Regions from separate parts of the Homo sapiens genome. Here all the other regions are linked to region 1. Evidence: chromatin loops called from intact Hi-C (ENCODE). Cell type or tissue: IMR-90. All regions are shown on one strand. Region 1 overlaps KCNH2 (potassium voltage-gated channel subfamily H member 2). Region 2 overlaps ATG9B (autophagy related 9B). Region 3 has its middle 4.6 kb from the start of GBX1.

The links. Hi-C counts contacts between places; a loop is a spot of excess contacts. Peaks named below come from ENCODE experiments on the same cell type or tissue, not always from the same donor. Only the 100,000 strongest peaks of a DNase experiment are listed, where the experiment ranks them.
Region 2: a loop joins it to region 1, with 6 times the contacts of the local background. A loop is called at or near these places in 29 of 110 quality-filtered maps.
Region 3: a loop joins it to region 1, with 14 times the contacts of the local background. A loop is called at or near these places in 10 of 110 quality-filtered maps.

What each region holds. Positions count from the first base shown.
Region 1 is chr7:150,960,458-150,965,457 of GRCh38, reverse strand. All of the region lies in intron 2 of KCNH2 (potassium voltage-gated channel subfamily H member 2), which reads left to right. Among named protein-coding and RNA genes, the nearest start is that of KCNH2, 15 kb to the left of the region's middle. RefSeq lists enhancers at 504-1,113, 1,726-2,335, 1-2,560, 2,336-2,945, 2,946-3,555 and a silencer at 1,170-1,341. In IMR-90, a CTCF peak has its summit at 2,311; no DNase peak of the experiment used is centred here; H3K27ac peaks cover 1,229 bases.
Region 2 is chr7:151,015,898-151,020,897 of GRCh38, reverse strand. ATG9B (autophagy related 9B) reads left to right here. Exons shown (of 14, transcript NM_001317056.2): 6 at 1,524-2,278; 7 at 2,451-2,604; 8 at 2,848-3,027; 9 at 3,626-3,862; 10 at 4,077-4,210; 11 at 4,371-4,467; 12 at 4,663-4,789; 13 at 4,875-5,000. Among named protein-coding and RNA genes, the nearest start is that of ATG9B, 6.1 kb to the left of the region's middle. RefSeq lists a silencer at 1,788-1,857. In IMR-90, a CTCF peak has its summit at 2,567 (motif pointing right); no DNase peak of the experiment used is centred here; H3K4me3 peaks cover 241 bases; H3K27me3 peaks cover 3,982 bases.
Region 3 is chr7:151,169,790-151,174,789 of GRCh38, reverse strand. No RefSeq gene overlaps it. Among named protein-coding and RNA genes, the nearest start is that of GBX1, 4.6 kb to the right of the region's middle. RefSeq lists an enhancer at 1-28 and a silencer at 1-28. In IMR-90, a CTCF peak has its summit at 2,054 (motif pointing right); no DNase peak of the experiment used is centred here; H3K27me3 peaks cover 1,123 bases.

The DNA of each region.
Region 1 (5,000 bases):
GCTTCTCAGCAGGAGGGCAGCGGGTGGGACTTCCAGTTCGTGCACCACCCGAGAGGCAGAGCCGGGCCCCAGAGCTTTAGAGAAGCTAGAGGACAGAGATCTTCTGAGGCATTGCTGTGGTCCGGGGCAGAGATGGCTCAGGCATGCCACATGCAGTGGATTTGGGTGGGTCTAGATGACTACAGCGGCCCCCAAGACCCTATAAATGATCCCATGGATTGCTGGCTGGGTCTCAGGCTGGAAGGGGTGGTGGAGGAGTCTGTCTGGAGATGCTGCTTCTGTGGGGTCAGGGTCTGAGCTTGGGGCCCCTCAACCTGCTGCATTTCCCAGATCCTGGAGGCAGGAGCTTAGGACTGGTCTCTCTCTCATTCAGCACACACACACACACGCGCGCACACACACACTCTCTCCCTGTCTCTGTCTCTCTCCCTCCTTCTCTCTCATTCACTGGTTGGCCTCTTGGGCTCCCTAACTCTGTCCCCTGGGCCTGCAATGTCCCTGGCCTTTCCTAGGCCCCTGGCTGCCCATGAGAGCTGTGTTAGTGACACGGTGGCCCCCTGCCAGGAGCGGCTCCTGCTGCATCTTCCTGTCGCCGCCACCAGGCTAAATATAACCTGACACTGCACAGCCCTGGGCTGCTGCTCCGGAGACAGCCTCTCTGCCTGGGGGCGGACAGGCCGACTGGAGCCCCAGCCTCCTGCCCTCAGCGTGACTTTGGGCCTGTCCTGGGCACAGCTCCTCCTGCTCCGAGCGAGGCAGGGAGGCGACTAGGGCGAGGATGGCTGCCTCCCTGAGGTCACCTTCCCTGCAGGGACCCAGCACCCCGCCTTGTTAGAATTCTGGATGCTTCCACAAAGCCATCTGTCATCTCATCTGGCACCCAGTGCAGGAATCACTTGTCCCCACAGTACCCGCAGGGAGCCTGAAGCCCAGGGAGGTGGGTGACCTGCCCATAGCCACAGAAAATAGAGGGAACGCAGGAGCCACCATGGCTGGGGTAGAGTGGCTCGGCTCCCTGGGGCTCCTCCACCTGTCTGGCTTGTTCCCTCTCCTTCCCTCTTGCCCATGCATCAAACTGGGGTCCTGTTGGATGGGTGGTTCACTGGGGGCAGGTGCCAGGCGTGTCTTGTTGGTCACGGTGGCTCAACACTTCGCAGGCACGGATGTGCTTAGTGATTTGCAGAGGACTGGGAGGAGCTGCCTGGGAAGAAGCTGTGATAGCACCTCATTTACGGAGGAGCGCACGGAGACTCTGACCCCAGAAGGTGCCTAAGGTCACTCAGGGCCATCTGCAGCCTCTTCCTCCCCACCTGGTGCTGACATGGGAGATAAGGCCTGCCCCTGCCACAGCCAAATGTGGCTCCTGCCTGGGGCCTGGCCTAGGCTAGCGGTGCCCAGAGGTGGGGAATTGGGTGGAGCCCCTGACCTCGGATGGGTTGGGATGCTGGGCAGGAACAGTGCCCCCCACCCCAGGTAGACTGCTGGGTGTGGATTGGCACCAAATGAAAGCAAGCCGGCGTTGTGTTCTGAGAAGTGATGGACACCTTCTGTGGTAGCAGGATGGCGCTGTACCTGCCACTCTGGGAATGTGTCCAGGCCTGGCTCTCCCGCTCTGCTCTGAGCTGCATGGCCTCTGGAGGCCTGCTAGGTGGCCAGCCTGCCTGCCTCACCCAGGCCATTGGGCCCAAAGGCACGGGGGTTCTAAGGAGCCATGGAGCCTGTGCAGGGATGGTTGCGTCCATGGGTGCCTCCCCTTTCAGAGGGCCCAGGAAGCAGAACTGGGCCAGGCAGGGAGAACCTTCTCACCCAAAGTAAGGTGTCTTCAGCCAGCGCTGGGGCTGAGGCTGGGGTGGGAGTGGGGTCGGGGCTGGGGCTGGGGTGGGAATGGGGCCAGGGCAGAGTGTTCTGGCATTAGCCACATGAGCCAGGCTGGCCCTGGGGCCTCTCATTGCTAAGCTCCCTCCACCCTTGTCTGCCTCTCTTCTGTCTCAAGCTTATGGTGACCTCAAGCCAGGCTCTGAGCTTCACATATCTTAGGCCATTTCACCCCTACGGCCCTAGGGGGTGGGCAGGATCACCCTGTGTTGCAGATGAGCGCCCCGGGGCTCTGGGCCGGTAAGTGACCGGCCCAAAGTCATTCTAATGCAATGTGCAGAGGCCACCTGACTCCACAGCCCATGCCCCCTCCCTTTGAGACTGGGAACCCTCTCCCCTGTTGCACCCCCTCCGCCCTCCTTGTCTGTCCTGGCTGCCCCCTGAGTGCGCCCAGTGCTGGCTGCCTCGGGAGTGTGGGCTGTGCCTGCCACGGAGTGGCTCTCAGCGGAACTGCAGCCTGCAGCAGCTGGGTCCTTCGTCTCTGCCCTGGGGAGCTGGGGCCACTGGCAGGAGCCAGGGCGAGTCGGTGGGAGAAGGGAGCAGAGCGAGGGCCTGGGGGTCTGGAGTAGGTGGCACTGGGGCAAGTGAAGGGACTCCCATCCCCCCATAACCCAGCCAGTGGTGGGATGGAGTCTGGCTGGGAGGCCTGGCTGAAGAGCTGGGAGCAGGTGATGTGGCAGTTCACCGAAGCCCCAGCCGACGCGGCAGGGTGGTTGCAGGCAGTGCCTCTGAGAGCCCAGGCCTATCTGGGGCCCCTACTTTCCTTCCTTCCACATCCCCTTGATGATCGCTAGATCTCCCCCGCCCCAGCCCCTGCCATCAGGCAGGGCTCCAGTTCACATTTTTTGAATAACCAGGCCTTTGACAGGGTTATTTTGAAAGGAAAAATTTCTTGAATCTCGACAAAGGAAGAGGGCCAGCAGTCACTCCTCTCTCTCTCTCTCTCTCTCTCTCTGTCTCTCGTGTGTGTGTGTAAGTGTGAGTTACAGGCTTGTGCTGTGAGGTGGCGTATACCTAGAGTTTCTGCGACCCTGGCAGGGGATTTTGAGATGTGGGGTCCTGGACTGGGTGGGCTTCAGAATGCCATTCTGGGCTGTCTTGCTGAGCAGCTTGAGCTGAAGAGGGGACGGGCTGCTGAGGTCTCAAGGTTGGAATTTCTGGGGCCCTGTGTTGGGGACAGTCTCCAGCCCATTCTGAAGTTTGAGTCCATCTTGGCTCCAGACTCTAGACTTCTCTGAGGCAAGCTCCCTGGTGGAGGACTTAGGTTCGAGGGCCTGGCTGGCTGTGGTCCCTGGGGTGGGTGCTGGGGTCTCTTGGGCTAAGGCTTCCTGGTCTCCAGCCTCTCCTCAGTCCTGGTGAGGCGCATCCCTGTTCAGGCCGCTGCCGGCCATCACCATATTAGGGCATAAACTCCAGGCAGGCTGTCTGGGTGCCAAATGGTCTCCAGCTGGGCCCAGCCCCCTGCAGCTTCCAACACCACTGCTGTGTGTCAGAGGCCAGAGGTCAGGGGACAAGAGTGGCTGCTGCAGGGAGACCCAGACAGAGCCCCAGAGCTCAGGGCCCTCGGGCGGGGCTGTGAGGGTCTGGGATGTGGTGAGTGGAAGAGCTGTGGGGTGGGGCGGAGAGTTCCTGGCCAGCCCCTTCACCTAGTGCCATCCTGTTTAAGCTGGTTTCAGAAGACCTCGTTCCCCTAGATGAATCCCCAGCGGGTTAGAATCCCCGAGCCTGGCCAGCATCTGCCATGCATCAGGCCCTTCCCACCTGGCCTGCTCCCTGCCTCCCCAGCACGCAGCCCCTTGACCTCACTGTCAGGCTTCAAGCACCAGCTCCAAGTCCCAGGGGTGGCGTCGCCTCCAGGTTGCCGGTGTCTGTTGCCGGCTTCTACCTTGACTCACAGCACCACCACTGTCGCCCCTGCTGTGGGTTTGAGATCAGGAGTAGGGGTGAGCCAGGGAGGCTCTAGGAGGTAGAAAGGTGAGGAGAGGCTGGGTGCGGTGGCTCACACCTGTAATCCTTGCACTTTGGGAGGCCGAGGCAGGCAGATCACTTGAGGCCAGGAGTTTGAGACCAGCCTGGCCAACACAGTGAAAACCCTGTCTCTATCAAAATATACAAAAGTTAGCTGGGTGTGGTAGCATGCAGCTGTAGTCCCAGCTACTTGGGAGGCTGAGGCAGGAGAATCACTTGGACCTGGGAGGCAGAGGTTGCAGTGAGCCAAGATCATGCCGCTGCACTCCACCCTGGGTGACAGAGTGAAACCCTGTCTCAGAAAAAAAAAAAAAAAAAAAGTGAGGCTGGGTTGCTAAGATGGAGTGGGACTGCATGGTTTGTCACCCTTGCCTCTCCCCCATGCCTGCAGCCTCCCTGTCAGCATGGCCTGTCACTGACACCACCAGCCAGTGCTGGCCCCAGGGCGTATGACTCTAGGTGCTAGGCACTAACGTGGGGACGGGAGACACTGGGAGGCAGAGAAGACAGCTGAGCAGAGGGGGAGCTGAGAGGAAGGAAGAGGCTCCCTAGGGAGAGTGGGAGATGAGGAGCCTGCCTGGTGGGTCCCTGGGGGGCCATAGAGGAGCTGGAGCGGGCTGTTAACTGCCTTCTGGTTTCATTAAGGACTTCCTGTGGGCAGGAGGTTCTGAGCTGGGCCTTAGGTGGAACTGAGTGCTTGGCCTAAAAGGGGCTCCTTCAGAAATCAGCACGGGTTGGGGGGCGGGGGGCGGTGGGGCAGCAGGGGGCCCATGTGCTCAACAGGGAGCTGAGGGAGACCAGGGGTGCTTGGCTTAGGGGACTGACCTCATCTGGTACAGGGCCTTTGGTGGACAGAGAGAGACTGGAAAAGAAAAAGTCAAGGATCGAGGGGAACGCGAGGCGAGGTGAAGATGAAAGATCTAGAAGCAGTGCTTCTTAGACTCTTTGGTGAAGGATCAGTGTTTTTTAATGCTAATATGTTATAGGCTGGTACATCTGTGAAATACAAGAGCACATGCGTGGATTTTGTGGTGATGCCAAATTGCTGTAAAGTTTTTGAAATTCTTGCTCTCAACGTCTGTCCTTATCTTGTGTGCTGACACAACGGCTGGTGCTAATCTAGAGAGAACAGAGAGACAGATAGTAACAGCTAACCG
Region 2 (5,000 bases), 55 kb before region 1:
GTTATCTGGCTTTTCAGAGCTGGAGGAATTTGGGTTGGGCTTCGGAAGGGCAGGACAGGAGGGGAGGGGAGCACATTCTAAGCCCCAGTGCAGGAAGGTGGGGAAAAGCCATGAGCTTTTGGAAGCTGCAGTGAGGAGATGGACCCATCAGCCTAAAACAGAGCCTTCAAAGCCATCCCCCGCATTGCAGGAAGCCACTGCATTGGCCTGTCACTGTCCACTGCTTATGCTCTGCCCTTTGTTTCCTCACCATCTTGAGTCTGCTCCTCCCTCCTCTGTATCTAAGTTCTTTCTTTGAGGCACAGCTTGAAAGTAGCCTTCTGCAGCTTGCTTCCCTTGCTCCCCTGGGAGGTCCGGAGCCCTCTGCACAGCCTTTATGTGCAGCAAGGGGAGAGGTCTTAGAAGGCCCCTGAGCAGAGGAGAGGGAGGAGGCCGGGGAAGCAGAGGTGGTGAGAGCGGAAGCTGGACCTCGGATTGGCTCTGGCGGGAGACTGCTCACCCGTCTCGTTCTCCTCCTCCCTTCTTTCCCCTCCTCCCCTGTTCCTTCCAGGGGAAGGGAAGGGAAGACACTGGGATGTACTGGAGAGGCCAGCCTGGGGGACTTGACTAACCTGGACTGGGAAAGCTGAGTGAAACTGGGCTGAAGTGAGGTTTGCAGCCTTCAAATGAGATCTGACAGTGCCCCACTGCCAGATGTGGACATAGCCCAGGTCCTGGGAAGGCTTCTGGTGACAGAGCCGAAGATGGCCTGGAGTCGGGTGGGGCTGGGAGTGTAAAGCATGCCCAGGCAGAAGGTGGGGAGGATTCTGTTCCAGAGTTGGTGGGTGCACTAGAAATGGGAAGGAGAGATTCTCCCACGAACTGCCAGACATTCTGGTTTTTTGTTTTTTTGTTTGTTTTGTTTCTTTTGAGACAGGGTCTGGGTCTTTCACCCAGGCTGGAGTGCAGTGCTGTGATATTGGCTCACTGCAGCCTCTGCTCCCCAGTAGCTGCAACCACAGGTGCACACCACCACGCCCTGCTATTTTTTGTATTTTTAGTAGAGACAGTGTCTCACCATGTTGCCCAGGCTGGTCTCGAGCTCCTAAGCTCAGACGATCTGCCTGCCTCAGCCTCCCAAAGTGCTGGGATTACAGGTGTGAGCCACCGCCCCTGGCCAGCCAGTCTGTTTTGTGTGTACAACTGAGGGGGCCTCAGGCCCTTAAGGAGCTGAGAAGCCAGGTCCAGCACCTGGAGGCGTCCCCAGGAAGTGCATGACTACTGGCCACATGAATGGCAGGGATGATGAACAGGGCAGTTTAGAAGAGGATGAAGGAAGTAGGGCGCGCCCTTGTTAGTGACAGGGTTAAGGGAGGGCAGAAAGAGAAAGGTGGGAGAGGGGGACGATGTAGCTTGGTCATGGCGAGTTTGTGATCGCAAACTCAGTTTGCGGGTTTTCAGGCCGCACACTTAGGGGTGTGGAGCTTGAGCATCACTGTGGAGAGGAATGGGGGGTCGCTGGCTCTCATCAGTGCCCCTTTCAGGAGGAGCTGAGCTCGGTTCCCTGGGCAGAGGTGCAGTCCCGCCTCTTGGCACTGCAGCGGAGCGGGGGCCTGTGCGTGCAGCCGCGGCCCCTGACGGAGCTGGACATCCACCACCGCATCCTGCGCTACACCAACTACCAGGTGGCGCTGGCCAACAAAGGCCTGCTGCCGGCCCGCTGCCCGCTGCCCTGGGGAGGCAGTGCGGCTTTCCTCAGCCGCGGCCTGGCGCTCAATGTCGACCTGCTGCTCTTCCGCGGTCCCTTCTCGCTCTTCCGCGGGGGCTGGGAGCTGCCGCACGCCTACAAGCGCAGCGACCAGCGGGGCGCCCTAGCAGCGCGCTGGGGGCGCACAGTGCTGCTGCTGGCCGCCCTGAACCTGGCGCTGAGCCCGCTGGTGCTGGCCTGGCAGGTTCTGCACGTCTTCTATAGCCACGTGGAGCTGCTGCGGCGCGAGCCTGGCGCGCTGGGGGCGCGCGGCTGGTCCCGCCTGGCGCGCTTGCAGCTGCGCCACTTCAACGAGCTGCCGCACGAGCTGCGCGCGCGCCTGGCCCGCGCCTACCGCCCCGCCGCCGCCTTCCTGCGCACCGCTGCGCCCCCCGCGCCCCTGCGCACGCTGCTGGCCCGCCAGCTCGTTTTCTTCGCGGGTGCACTCTTCGCCGCGCTGCTTGTGCTCACCGTCTACGACGAGGACGTGCTAGCCGTGGAGCACGTGCTCACCGCCATGACCGCGCTCGGGGTCACCGCCACCGTCGCCAGGTGCGACGGCAGATGCCCGGGGTGGTGGTGTGTGTTGGTTTCTCTGATCTGGGGCCATGTGAGGTTCCCCCCGAATCCTTACCTCTCCCACCACTGGGGCCCTCTAGCCCTACATCCCACCGCGCGTCCTCCTAATCGCAGGCCCCTTCCCCCCACGGATCCCGCCTTTCAGGTCTTTCATTCCGGAAGAGCAGTGCCAGGGTCGTGCGCCGCAGCTCCTGCTGCAGACAGCCCTGGCCCACATGCACTACCTCCCGGAGGAGCCCGGCCCCGGCGGCAGGGACCGCGCCTACCGGCAGATGGCGCAGCTGCTGCAGTACCGAGCGGTGAGGGTGGGCGCGACGGCGGGCTGAGGAGGAAGTTGTGGGGTCTGTCTGCGCGGAGGGTCTGTCTGCGCGGAGGGTCTGTCTGGGAGAGGGCATGAGACAAACGGACTATACCAGGAGTCTAGGGAGTGACTGGGTGGGGAGGCTTCTTGCCCTGGCGAGGGTCGCTGGGGACTGCTTGGTCCTGATAACGCGCGTGGGCCCCTCAGCGACCCCTGCTCAGCCTCACCGCTGCTTCCCCAGGTCTCCCTCCTGGAGGAGCTCCTGTCCCCGCTCCTCACCCCGCTGTTTCTGCTTTTCTGGTTCCGCCCTCGTGCCCTGGAGATTATCGACTTTTTTCATCACTTCACTGTGGATGTGGCTGGGGTTGGGGACATCTGTTCCTTTGCCCTTATGGATGTGAAGCGCCACGGACACCCTCAGGTCAGAGCCGTTCCCTGGCCCTGGGGGTTTGGGCTGGGTGGGAGTTCGCTTGCCTCTCGGGAGCAGACCTGAGTTCCAGCCCTGGCTCCATTGCTTGCTACCTGTGCCGTTGAGCGGGTCACTTCCCTTCCTGTGCTCTCGTGCCCTCGTCTGTCAGATGGCAACAATGGCAATGTGCTCTCCAGAGCACAGCCAAGGCCAGGCTTGTGAACACACAGATTATGTCTGTATAGCCTATGATGGAGTTGCTGGCACATAGTAACGTCAGTAAATGGGAGCAAAGACCACCTGGGGGTGAGGAATGGGCTTGGCCGGTGGGTGGGGCTGAGTAAGGACTGGTGCCTGGACCAAGGCTGTCAGGATCACCCTGGGCAAAGCACTGAGGCTCAGCCCTATCCCCGAGCTGGCAATCAGTCCAGGGGTGACGAATAGATGACAGGCCCAGGTTCTGCACTGCTGCTGTATTTTTGGGTGATGGTGAACAAGTCCCCATTGTGGTCTGTTTCCTTCACGTGGAAGATGGGGCAGTGTTTCCTGTCCCACCTGTTCCCATAAGGCTCAGTGTTCTTAGCACCTGAAAGACTGTCCTTGCTCACAGTGGCTCTCGGCGGGACAGACTGAGGCCTCGCTGTCTCAGCGTGCGGAGGACGGCAAGACTGAGCTTTCTTTGATGCGGTTCTCCCTGGCGCATCCACTCTGGCGCCCCCCAGGGCACAGCTCTAAGTTTCTTGGGCACCTCTGGGGCCGAGTACAACAAGATGCAGCTGCCTGGGGTGCCACCTCGGCTCGCGGCCCCTCCACCCCGGGGGTGCTCAGCAACTGCACCTCGCCCCTGGTGAGTCCCAAGCCTGGCCTCCCCTTCTGCCTTCACCCCCACAACTCCTCTCCAAACCCTTCCCCTCTAGGCTCACCTTAGGTAGTAACCTGCCTCACCAGCCCCCGCCCCCAGCCTGCTCTCCTGCCTTCTTTAGGCCTCTGCTTCCTCCCTACTCCGTTTCTGTCCTCTCTTCTGACTCCCTCTTTGGCTTTCCCTCTCCTCTTGCACCCAGCCTGAGGCCTTCCTGGCCAACCTCTTCGTGCACCCTCTCCTGCCTCCGAGAGATCTGAGCCCGACAGCCCCCTGTCCAGCTGCGGCCACAGCCAGCCTCCTTGCCTCCATTTCCCGAATTGCCCAGGACCCCAGGTGAGGAGTGGAGGCTGAGATGCAGGGGCATGTGGAGGGGGGTGGGCTGATCCTGTAGGAGTGGGGAGCTGGGGCGCTGAGGGGGGATTCAGAAGGGGAGTCCTCTGGGGTGTGGCGGGAGGAGGGCATGACTTTTGACCTGCTTCATGTTATGTTCCAGCTCTGTGTCCCCAGGAGGCACTGGGGGCCAGAAGCTGGCCCAGCTCCCAGAACTTGCTTCTGCCGAGATGAGTCTCCATGTCATCTACCTGCACCAGGTGAGTAGAGGGGTGCCCAAAGGAGAAATGTGGAGAGAAGGCAGGTGAACAACATGGAGACTGAGGTGGGGTGGAGTCTACGGAAGGGTCTAGCAGAGTGGCAGGAGGAGGCTGAAAAGCCCTCTGCCTCTAGCCCAGGTGCTTGGCCCTGCCCTCCTTGGGGTGCAGCCCTCATTCCTCCTCCTTTCCATGCAGCTTCACCAGCAGCAGCAGCAGCAGGAGCCGTGGGGTGAGGCTGCAGCCTCCATCCTGTCCAGGCCCTGCTCCAGCCCCTCACAGCCACCCTCGCCTGATGAGGAGAAGCCATCCTGGTCAAGTGACGGTGAGGAGGGTGGGGCCTGCAGGGGACAGAGCCTGGTGGACACTGGGCATCATGGAACTGCCCAGCTGATGGCCTTTTTCACCAGGCTCCAGTCCTGCCTCTAGCCCCAGACAACAGTGGGGAACCCAGAAGGCCCGGAATCTGTTCCCCGGAGGGTTTCAGGTGACCACAGACACCCAGAAGGAGCCTGACCGGGCCTCTTGCACTGACT
Region 3 (5,000 bases), 210 kb before region 1:
GAGGCGGCAGGGGGCGAGGCCTGGAGGTCGCGAGGCTTTAGGCCGCGCGGACCAGAGCCCGAAGCCGGGTTAGGCGTTGAGAGGCGGCTGAGGAGAAGCGGAGAGGAAGTGAGGGGGCCCGGATTCCCACCCTGGCCTCACGGACCTTGGGCTGACCGGTCTGTCTGGCTTCAGGTACTAGGGCGCGGCTCTGGGACGCGGGTGCGGGTGGGCAAGCGGTGGAGGCTCCTCGCTGTGGAAACCCCAGGCGGACCCCGACCGCACAGGCCCCACCTCGCGGGCAGGAAGCGGCTGCCCCAAGACATGGGCGGGAACCTGGTGCGCGAGGCCCACTCCTGTCGAGGGCCTGCGGGGCGCCCCGTGGAGACCGCGGCTCGGGTGGGGGTCCCGGGGGACGCCCTAGTGCTCGATGGTTTGTTCCGCAGCCGTTCCAGGGCCTGCTGCGTTCAGGCACCGCCGCACGGGGGCAAGGACTGCCCTCCAGGCCCCCACCAGGGTCCGCTTGCGCGGGGTAGCCGGAGCGCGGCGCACAGGAGGAAGCGGCAGGTGCTGCCGAGCCCGGGGAGAGACGTGCGGGATGGGGGGTTGGCAGTCGGTGACAGGGAAACCTGCTCTCTGAGGAGGTGACATTTAGCCTGAGACCTGAGTAGAGCAGATCAGTAGGAGTGGCAGGACGGACCGTCCTGGCTGCGGGCGTGGGTCGGGGGGCACCTGCGGCGGTGGTCCAGGCCAGAGGTGGTCGCGGCGGGCGAGATTCGGGATCCCTGGGAAGAACTGGGGGGCCGCCGCTGGGGGGGATGTAGGGGGCTGCAGAATAGCGCTGTCTAGGGCGACTCGCAGGTTTTTGGCTTGGACCCCTGGACGGTGGTGCCAGATGCTAAGATGGGGAAGACGAGGAAGTAACGGGAAGCAGAAGGCCGTTGCTGGGGAGATGGCACTGGAGCCGCCTAGGAAGCATCTCAGAGGCTGTGGCCCTTGGCACGGGGATCTGGGGCCAGGTCGAGCGCAGGTCTGGGTATCATGCGAGTGCGGGCTCGCTGGTGCGGGAAAGAGTTTGGAGCTCTGCTCCCAGGGAATCCCGACTCCCGCAGATGACTTGCCCGAGAGAGTCCTGCTGGTGGATTTTGATGGAAATTCTATTTGATCGCACCCACTTGGTTCACTGTGTGCTTCCGGGTCCCCAGGTTTTAGGTGCTTCATGCCCTGCTGGGAACGAGACACGCTCCTGCCCTCAGTGAATCTTCAGTCTAGTCTGAGAAACAAGGGTGTGAACAACCAGTTAGAATACAAGGGGCAATAGGATGAATGCAAGATAAACGTGGGAGCAGGAGCTGGGGGCATGAAGAGGAGGGTGAGGAATGGGGTTGAGATCTGGGAGGGCGTCCCAGAAGAAGGACCCTCCTCTAAAGTGATAGGAAGATGGGGGAGGATTTCTGGCCACATCTGGAGAGCCTGCGATCATGGGATGCCTTTTTAAGGACGGGGAAGGGAAGAAAGGCGATGTGGAGTGGTGGCTGTGAAGGGGCTGTGCACAACTTCACATATTGTCCCCTTAGCGGGCAATGTCAGGAGGGTCCTCACTGGGGTTAGACATTCAGACTCTTGCGAGCCAGGGCGCTCCCTCCCCAGCCTCCTGGCTGTTGGTCCCGCGGGCCCAGAACCTCTCCCTGGTAATTGCTTTTCGTAATGTGTTTGCTCCAAACCAATTTCACGCCTCCGTGAGGACTCCGCCCTGCACTGAGGCGCGGACCTCCCCACCACCAACCTACCCGCGTGTGAACGCGCGGGCTCATACATACTGTACACATTTAACACAACAGAAATACAGGGTTCGGGTACCGGGGCACACTAAACATACTTAACCCTACACTCACGCACACTAGACGTTAAGACACTCACGTACAACCCCCCGTCCCCAAACAGTGCATTCACAGTTAAGCATCTAGAGGCGTCCCGCGCGCTCGCCCTTGGATGCTCCGTTAGTGGTTTCTTTGCCCTCGGCGCGTCTCCTGGACTGTCGCCAGGGGGCGCTGCAGCACCCCGCACCTCCTTCGCCGTGCCCGCAGTTGTGCGCTGCTGCCACCAGAGGGCACCCGCGGCCAGGCCCGACGCTGCCCACCATGAGAGGACTTTCTCTGGCCAATGAGTGGATTGGAGGTATAGATTTGTGGTCTTTGACTTGAATACTTTGTTTTTTTCTTAGCATCCTTGGTGCTGGTTGGCAACACAGGTCAGGCCAGATGATGAGGCCGCGGTGGGCACAGAGGGTAGATTAAAGATAAAATTCCTCTGTAGGAGCATTTCCCAAATGTCAGAGAATATGGACAAAGCAGCACTTTCAGAATTCTGTTTCGGACAATGAGACCAGGTACTTGCCCATAATGCGTCTGTTCAGGAATTCAGTAGGAGAATCATAGTTTTTTGCTGGTAAAGAAAGGAACTAGCTCTGTTCAGATTTGACAGAGGTAAGGTCTGTACTTGATACTGATGAGAGAGTGAAGTAGTTTTTGGAGTGCTCTGGATTTCAGGGAAAATGAGTCCCCTTCCTTTCTTCGCCACTCTACTCTTTGTCTATTTAGTGCAGGAAGAACTCGTTTTGGAAGGTGTTTTTTCATATTCAATTGACTCTTGCCCTTGCTTTTTGACTAGACAAAGTTTTTTTTTTTGAGACGGAGTCTGACTCTGTCGCCCAGGCTGGAGTGCAGTGGTGTGATCTCTGCTCACTGCAAGCTCCGCCCTCTGGGTTCACACCATTCTCCCGCCTCAGCCTGCCCAGTAGCTAGTACTACAGGTGCCTGCCACCACGCCTGGCTAATTTTTTGTATATTTAGTAGAGACGGGGTTTCACCGTGTTAGCCAGGATGGTCTGGATCTCCTCACCTCGTGATCCACCCGCCTCAGCCTCCCAAAGTGCTGGGGTTACAGGCGTGAGCCACCACGCCCAGCCCTTGTTGTTCTTATTTGTAAGACAGGGTCCTGCTCCGTCACCCAGGCTAGAGTGCAGTGGCACAATCTCTGCGCACTGAAGCCTCAACCTCCCCGGCTCAAGTGATCCTCCCACCTCAGCCTCCTGAGTAGTTAGGACTACAGGCATGTGCCACCATGCCTGGCCAATTTTTAAATTTTTTTTTATAGAGACGGGATCTCACTATGTTGCCCAGGCTGGGCTTGAACTCCTGGTCTCAAGTGGTTCTCTCACCTGGGCCTCCCAAAGTGTCGGGATTACAGACATAAATCATTGTACCCAGCCAGAGTAGATATTAATCACTCTCCCTCACAGATGGAGATGTCAAAGAGGGGTCAAGGTCACAGGGCCCAGTGAGGGGTCAGAAGAGGAATTTGATTCCAGGTCTTTTTCCTTTAGCCAGTGCTTCTTTCCATTTACCATGTGGCCTCAGTTCTATGTTCTATGAAAGGGCAGGGAAAGGAAATGGGTTGCTGCAGTTGCCACTATGTATGCCAATGTTACGGAATGTCAAGGACTTCACAGAAGTCACACTTCGTATCTCTAGCATGGCAAGGGAACAGATAGAGGATATAAATGGGTTATGAAATACAGTATCTAACAAACACAAACCACACCAGGTCAGTAGAAGTACTTAAGGTCTCACCTGCCTCTGTTCAGAATTGGTGGCCCACTGGGATTTGTTGGCACTAAGTTTTAAGTATGTACTTCCTGGCCAGGCGCAGTGGCTCATGCCTATAATCCCAGCACTTTGGGAGGCCGAGGCAGGCAGATCATGAGGTCAGGAGTTCGAGATCAGCCTGGCCAACGTGGTGAAACCCTGTCTCTACTAAAAACACAAAAATTAGCCGGGCATGGTGGCAGGCGCCTGTAATCAGAGCTACTTGGGAGGCTGAGGCAAGAGAATCACTTGAATCCGGAAGGAGGAGGTTACAGTGAGCCAAGATCATGCCACTACACTCCAGGCTGGGCAACAGAGCGAGACTCCATCTCAAAAAAAAAAAAAAAGTAGGTACTTCCTGTGCCAGCTTGAGTAGAGAATCCACTTTACTGAGTATAGTTCTAAGCAATAAGCTCTTGGCATGAACTAGGCGACATATATCTTCAAGATCAGAGGGTTATTTTATTTATTTATTTTTTGAGATGGAGTTTCCCTCTTGTTGCCCATGCTGGAGTGCAGTGGTGCGATCTCGGCTCACTGCAACCCACCTCCCAGGTTCACGCGATCTCCTGCCTCAGCCTCCCAAGTAGCTGGAATTACAGGCATGTGCCACTATGCCCAGCTAATTTTGTATTTTTAGTAGAGATGGGGTTTCACTATGCTGGTCAGGCTAATCTCGAACTCCTGACCTCAGGTGATTCACCCACCTCGGCCTCCCAAAGTGCTAGGATTACAGGCATGAACCACCATGCCCAGCCCAGAGGGTCTTTAAGACATTTTTTAGAGACAAGGTCTCCCTCTCTCACCCAATCTGGAGTACAGTGGTGTGATTATAACTCATTCTAACCTCCAAATCTTGGGCTCAAGCAATCCTCCCGCCTCTGCCTCCCAAGTAGCTGGAGCTACAAGTGTGTGCCACCGTGCTTGGCTAATACAATCAGAGGGTCTTTTAATCTTGAGTCCTTGACATACCAGAATGTGACAGGCTTCTTAAAGTGGCCTTTTATTGAAGGGACTGGTGGAAGAGAGATGTTTCAATATATATCCTTTTGAGCTTTTGGAACTTGGTACTATGTGATTTTATTACCTATGCAATAAATGAATGCAATTACTTTTAAAAATGGTTCTTCCTTCATGCCTTATTTGGCTGATCCTGTAACTGCTCATACAGGTTTAATTTCAGTTTTGTAGCCCAAAGTTGCCTCAATTTGTCAAGTCAGTAAGCCTCTGTTATGTATCCAACACCGATAAGCCCTCTCACTTTAAAAATACAATATACTTTTGAAGCTTCATCTTGCATGTTGGTATGGTAAAGTGCTTGGTTAATTTAGCAAAGGGGTGTTCTGAAGAGTATCTTTAGACAAGTTCTTTAGT